Regions from separate parts of the Homo sapiens genome. Here region 2 is linked to region 1. A link is an interaction called in ENCODE POLR2A ChIA-PET data of the cell type or tissue named here. Cell type or tissue: PC-3. All regions are shown on one strand. Links, peaks and the distances in the headings refer to the core of each region. The heading gives the core; the rest is flanking DNA.

Region 1 (2,907 bases), core at 300-2,799:
AAAGAAATCTCTTTTCAAATGAAACCGTTTTTTGCAGCCCTGTGGAATTCATATTCTCTGTGATCTCCTTTGGATTCAAATCACGGACCTGAAAGAGGGAGGGGAAGAAAACAGGTTCTTTTCCTCTGCCTGGGCCTGCCGTTCCCTCTGCCCTCCTACACTGGGTATGGACAGACCCCAAGGGACCATGGTCTAGGTGTTGGCAGCCAGGCTGGCTCTACAACACAACATGTCAGCTGCTCTGCTGGGCCTCTGTTTACTCATCCATTAAATGAGGAGATAAGATCTCCCTTGACTGGCTGTGAAGATTAAGTGCACAAATATGTGTAAAGTGCACAAATATGTCAAATAAAAACTGAGACTGACACGTGGAGGTGCAAAATTAAAAAGGAAGCTTTGGTTAGTATCTCCAGAACCTGGCTAGGCACGGTGGCTCACATCTGTAATCTCAGCGCTTTGGGAGGCCGAGATGGGTGGATCACCTGAGGTCAGGAGTTCAAGACCAGCCTGGACAACATGGCGAAACCCCGTCTCTATTAAAAATACAAAAATTAGCTGGGCATGGCAGTGAGCCCCTGTAATCCCAGCTACTCAAGAGGCTGAGGCAGGAGAATTGCTTGAACCCGGGAGGCGGAGGTTGCAGTGAGCCGAGATCACGCCACTGCACTCCAGCCTGGGTGACAGAGTGAGACTCCACCTCAAAAAAAAAAAAAAAAAAATCCAGAACCTGCAGATTGTGCCTCTGATGCATCTCAAACATCCAGGGCCAGGGAGAAAATAATCTAAAGAAAAATACTACTGAAAAAGATTCCATTGCCATGGCCCTCTGAGACACACACATTCTTATTCTCTTATTTTCTCTCTCTCTCTCTCTTCTTCTCTCTCTCTCTCTTTCTATCTCTCTCTCTCACTCCCTCTCTCATTTACTCACAAGGTCAGTGGCCCAGACCCAGGCAGTTCTGGATAATCCCAGCTGTTTCTGACTCACCACCATCCTCAGGGCTGGCTGACTCACTCCAGGAAGGTTTTCCACCATGAAGTGTTTGTCTATGTCCTTGTGTTCCCGTGAAAAGGATTGTGTGGTCAGAGAAAGAGAAGACTTTGCTGGGTCAGTGAGATAGCATAGTGTGAGAGGCTTTGGGAAGTAGAAAAAGCAACATTAACTCAGGTTTAAAAACTAGACTTTGTCCAAATGGTTGGGGAAAGTAGTCATTGTATGTGTTTGCAATTAAATTTGGGTGGCATAGGACAGCCTAAAGCCCTTTGTAAGCAGAGCTCTATGTGCGCAGCGATCCCTAGAAGGCTGGCAAGGGGAGTGGCCAGGGCTGCACCAAAGAGGGTGTTGCCTAGCTGGGGAAGAGGAACTTCAGGTGAGCCAGGAGGCTCTTCTGCTCCCAGGCTGTGCAAAGCTTCTGAGTTGACTGGAATGATAGGTCTGATCTGCCCATTTGTTGCTAAAATGACTTAGGAGGGAAATGACCTCCACCTGCCTGGGAGGAGTCACTTCCTCCAGAGATGAGCTGTCCTTGAGGAGATCAGTGGGAGGAGAAGCCTGCGCTCTGCCCCACTGGGCAGAAGGACAAGCTTTCTCCCAAGAGCCTCGAGCCCAGAAGAAGTCGGGGTGGGGCCAATGGAAATCAGACAGTGGAACAAATGAACAGCTTCCAGGACAGGGCTGTCGCTTTCCTCTGTTTTCAATTGTGATGGCTTCATGAAACCCTTGCACCAGAAACCCATGAGCTAGAAATGAATGCCTGTATCCCCATCTCTGGACTCAGAGTCCAGAGTGCCAACCATTACACAATGGAACCTGTGTCCCCGCCTTATTCAAGAGTAAAGAAAGCAAAGCCTGGTGGTGGACGGTGGTACCTGCCCATCAGGCAGCATGCCCAGACTTGCAAACCAGAGATGGAGGATGTCAAATAAAAACAAAACCATGGGAGACTGAGGCAGGAGAATCACTTGAACCGGGAGGCGGAGGTTGCAATGAGCCAAGATCGCGCCATTGCACTCCAGCCCGGGCAACAAGAGTGAAACTCTGTTTAAAAAAAAAAAAAAATCCAGACTTTTATAAAGGGACACTTCAATAGAAAGAAAGACTATTGCAGGCCAGGCGCAGTGGCTCACACCTGTAATCCTAGCACTTTGGGAGGCCAAAGCAGGTGGATCACCTGAGGTCAGGAGTTCAAGACCAGCCTGGCCAACATGAGGAAACCCCGTCTCTACTAAAAATACAAAAAAATTAGCTGCACATGGCGGCTGGTACCTGTAATCCCAGCTACTCAGGAGGCTGAGGCAGGAGAATCACTTGCACCCGGGAGGCGAAGGTTGCAGTGAGTGGAGATTGCACCACTGCACTCCAGCCTGGGCAACAAGAGTGAAACAAGAAAGAAAGAGCGAAAGAGAGAGAGAGAGAGAAAGAGAGAAGGAGAGAAGGAGAGGAAGGGAAGAAGGGAGGGAGAAAGAAAGAAAAAATAGAGAAAAAGAGAAGGAAGGAAGGAAAAGAAAGAAAAGAGAAGAGAAAAGAAAAAAAAAGAGAGAAAGACAATTCCAATTCAGAGAATCTGCAAGCAGCTCAAAATCAAACAGAAAAAGATTCTTCTTTTCTAGGGTAAAGGAGGAGCAAGTGGAGATAAGCAGACTCTTGGGAGGGGAAGCTGGACAAGTGAGGGGAAATGACCAGTGGGAGCTGACAGGAAAAGGGTCTTGCTGTGTTCAGTCAATTCCCAGGAGAAGCTGGGCAGGGAAGTGACTTGGCAGGGACACTCCACTTTGTTTGTGCTTGTTCAGGCTTGGGGGCAAGCAGCATTCAGGGATCTGTAGGAAAGAGAGAAGTCTGACCAAAGTTTTGTCAAGCAAAGGGGGTAAGCAATGGGTGTCAGAGACAAGAATAGATGGGGGCAGAGG
Region 2 (2,907 bases), core at 87-2,586, 360 kb after region 1:
AGGCCAGATGCGGTGGCTCATTCCTGTAATCCCAGCACTTTGGGAGGCTGAGGTGTGTGAAATGCTTGAGCACAAGAGTTCAAGACCAGCCTGGGCAACATGGGGAAACCTGTCTCTACTAAAAATACAAAAATTAGCCAGGTATGGTAGTACGTGCCTGTAATCCCAGCTACTCAGGAGGCTGAGGCAGGAGAATCACTTGAACCCAGGAGGCGAAGGTGAGCCAAGATTGTGCTCACTCCAGCCTGGGTGACAGAGTGAGACTCCATCTCAAAAAATAAAATAAAATAATTTAAAAATTTAAAAAAGAGTACCAGGGAAGGAATTTACATCAGGCCACAGGTGGCTACTAATCCTTTGTCCCTTCCAGAAATTTTTACATTTTCCTTTTAACGAGTCTGTGTCTTTCTCCCTATGAACATTAAAAAGCACATTTGCACAGAACACTGTGCGGCCCACTTGGAATCCAATTCTAAAGGCGAAATAGCCTTCAATTCCATTATTTCTACCACTACCTCGCCCCACTTAGAAGAGGGTGTGCATGTCAGTGTTAAATGCTGCTCCTCCAACGGTTCTTCCAAGAAGCAAAGAAAACAGACTGCTGCAATGGGATCTCTGAGCAATTCTGATTTGCTGGGAATTGCAAAGGTTTTCTTTTACTCAGTGTTCTTGAGGTTTTGCTTCCATCTTCGAGAAATGATCCTTTTACCACTCCAAATTATTCACCTAGAGAGACACTTGCAAGTCCACAGAACACAAAAATGGCACTTATTAAACATTTAAATCACCTATAGGGTAATTATCAGATAAATACAGTATAAGGTTGCATTATTATCGTCTCTATGCCTGACATTTTCATAAAGCCATTTTATTCTGCAGTTTAAGAGAAATGATTACCAATAAAGCTTTTTTTTTTTTTTGAGACAAGAGTCTCACTCTGTCGCCCAGTCTGGAGTGCAGTGGCGTGATCTCAACTCACTGCAAGCTCTGCCTCCCGGGTTCACGCCATTCTCCTGCCTCAGCCTCCTGAGTAGATGGGACTACAGGCGCCCACCTCCACGCCCGGCTAATTTGTTGTTGTTGTTGTTGTATTTTTAGTAGAGACGGGGTTTCACCGTGTTAGCCAGGATGGTCTTGATCTCCTGACCTCGTGATCCGCCTGTCTCAGCCTCCAAAAGTGCTGGGATTACAGGCGTGAGCCACCACGCCCAGCCCAATAAAGCATTTTAATTGAATATTGTCAGTGATTGAGCTTTGGAAGGTTTTTAATTGGGTCATGTGATTTTCTAAAACTACTAAGTTCCTACTTTCTGATTTGAGAAATACATGTGACATTTATAAGTGTAACATCTAGTTACCAAGGGGGAACAAAATCCAAAAACCATAAGAAATCAGAGGGGCAAGGCTGTGACTCCTATCATGCATTCATGCTGCTCCTCTCAGGTGTCTCCTGCCGTCTCTCAGATTACAGCTGTCCACAGCTCACAGGTAATAAACTCAGGCTATTCCAGCTTTCTGACTTCATTTTCATTCAAATCTCAACAAATATTTACAAAGCACTTACTGTATAGTAACACTGCACATGAGGCCAGTCAAATATGAGGAAGACAGTGGTAAATGTGTAAGATGGAGCAAGAGCTGCAACTAAAGAATCAAAGAGGATATCTCTTCTAAATCCAGAGATATGAGAAAGAAAATAGAAAAACTCTTATTAGACGTAGGAGTCAGGGAGCTTACATGAGCAGAAATGCCCAACCCAAGGACAGAATAGAATAAAGAAACCAAGTTAAGACAGTAAATTCTGAGCCAAATCTTTTCTTTCTTTATCTTTCTCTCTCTCTCTTTTTTTTTTTTTTTTTTTTTTTTGTAGCTCCTGGTCTCTGGTTGAAGAGCCAAATCTTTTTGAAGAGTAGTCCTGCGGAGGACCCACTGGGCACCCGCTAGGGAAACAATGGGAGGGATGAAAACAGAGAAGGAAAAGAAAGCGGATCCAGGGTTCCCACCTCCCTGGGTGAACCCGACTATCAATGCCCACATTAGACAAAAGGAGACGAAAAGATGTTTTCCTGGGCTCCTGGTTTGTGTTATTTGAGGCCTTCCTTTTTCAAACAATCTAATCTAATGTATCAGGTATCTGATTCAAGAGGCACATTCATTGACTTTCATAGTTAATTTATGGACTTATGGCTGCTAATATTTGTTGGCTGTTACAAAACTTTATCCACAGCTCATAAAGATTTCTTAGTTGTGAGCAATAGCAATTTAAATCTTTTCTTAGGGCAGGTTTGTTTTTTAGTTTAGTTTTTGTAAGATTATTACAGTAATAGAACTTTGGCACTTTTACTAAGGGAAGGGAATCTTGAAGGATTTCATAACCAACTGTGTTTTCTAGTAAGCTCAGACACACAAAACCCTAGGAAAGAGGCTCAGAAAACATGAGATGTAAGGTGAGGTTTGGCATAGACTTTGAATGAGGAATGGCAAAGGCTGGCATCTTCATTCCAAAGTACCCACTGGCACACAGCATTTGCTAAGCAATTTACCAAGACAACAGGGGTAGCTTCCTTGGCTTTTTATTTATAAAAGCATGCTAGACACATCTTAGAACAGTGACTGGGAAGTCTGTCTGATATTATTGTTGTTACTGTTATTATTATTATTATCACTTTTTTGACAATCCTGAGATTTTTTGAACTCTGATAATGTGCCATGTAGAAGACAAACTAAGAGGCTGGGCACAGTGACTCACGCCTGTAATCCCAGAACTTTGGGAGGCTGAGGTCAGGAGTTCGAGACCAGCCTGGGCAGCATGGTGAGACTCCCATCTCTACTAAAAATACAAAAATTAGCCAGGTGCAGTGGCAGGCGTCTGTAATCCCAGCTACTCAAGAGGCTGAGGCAGGAGAA

Evidence for each region. ChIA-PET counts read pairs that join two places held together with the same protein. Peaks named below come from ENCODE experiments on the same cell type or tissue, not always from the same donor. Only the 100,000 strongest peaks of a DNase experiment are listed, where the experiment ranks them.
Region 2: POLR2A ChIA-PET joins it to region 1 with 17 read pairs; 3 of 35 experiments call an interaction of 5 or more read pairs at or near these places.

The regions. Positions count from the first base shown.
Region 1 is chr1:223,706,380-223,709,286 of GRCh38, forward strand. It overlaps LOC105373281 (a long non-coding RNA gene), which reads right to left and starts at 1,271. Exons shown (of 3, transcript XR_949164.2): 1 at 989-1,271. It also overlaps a transcript of CAPN2 not described here. RefSeq lists enhancers at 280-1,479, 1,480-1,979. In PC-3, for the core only: CTCF peaks have their summits at 1,816 and 2,022; DNase peaks (open chromatin) are centred at 1,002 and 1,522; H3K4me3 peaks cover 1,581 bases; H3K27ac peaks cover 2,500 bases.
Region 2 is chr1:224,062,399-224,065,305 of GRCh38, forward strand. All of the region lies in intron 1 of LOC105373061 (a long non-coding RNA gene), which reads left to right. Among named protein-coding and RNA genes, the nearest start is that of FBXO28, 50 kb to the right of the region's middle. In PC-3, for the core only: no CTCF peak of the experiment used is centred there; a DNase peak (open chromatin) is centred at 1,513; H3K27ac peaks cover 1,543 bases.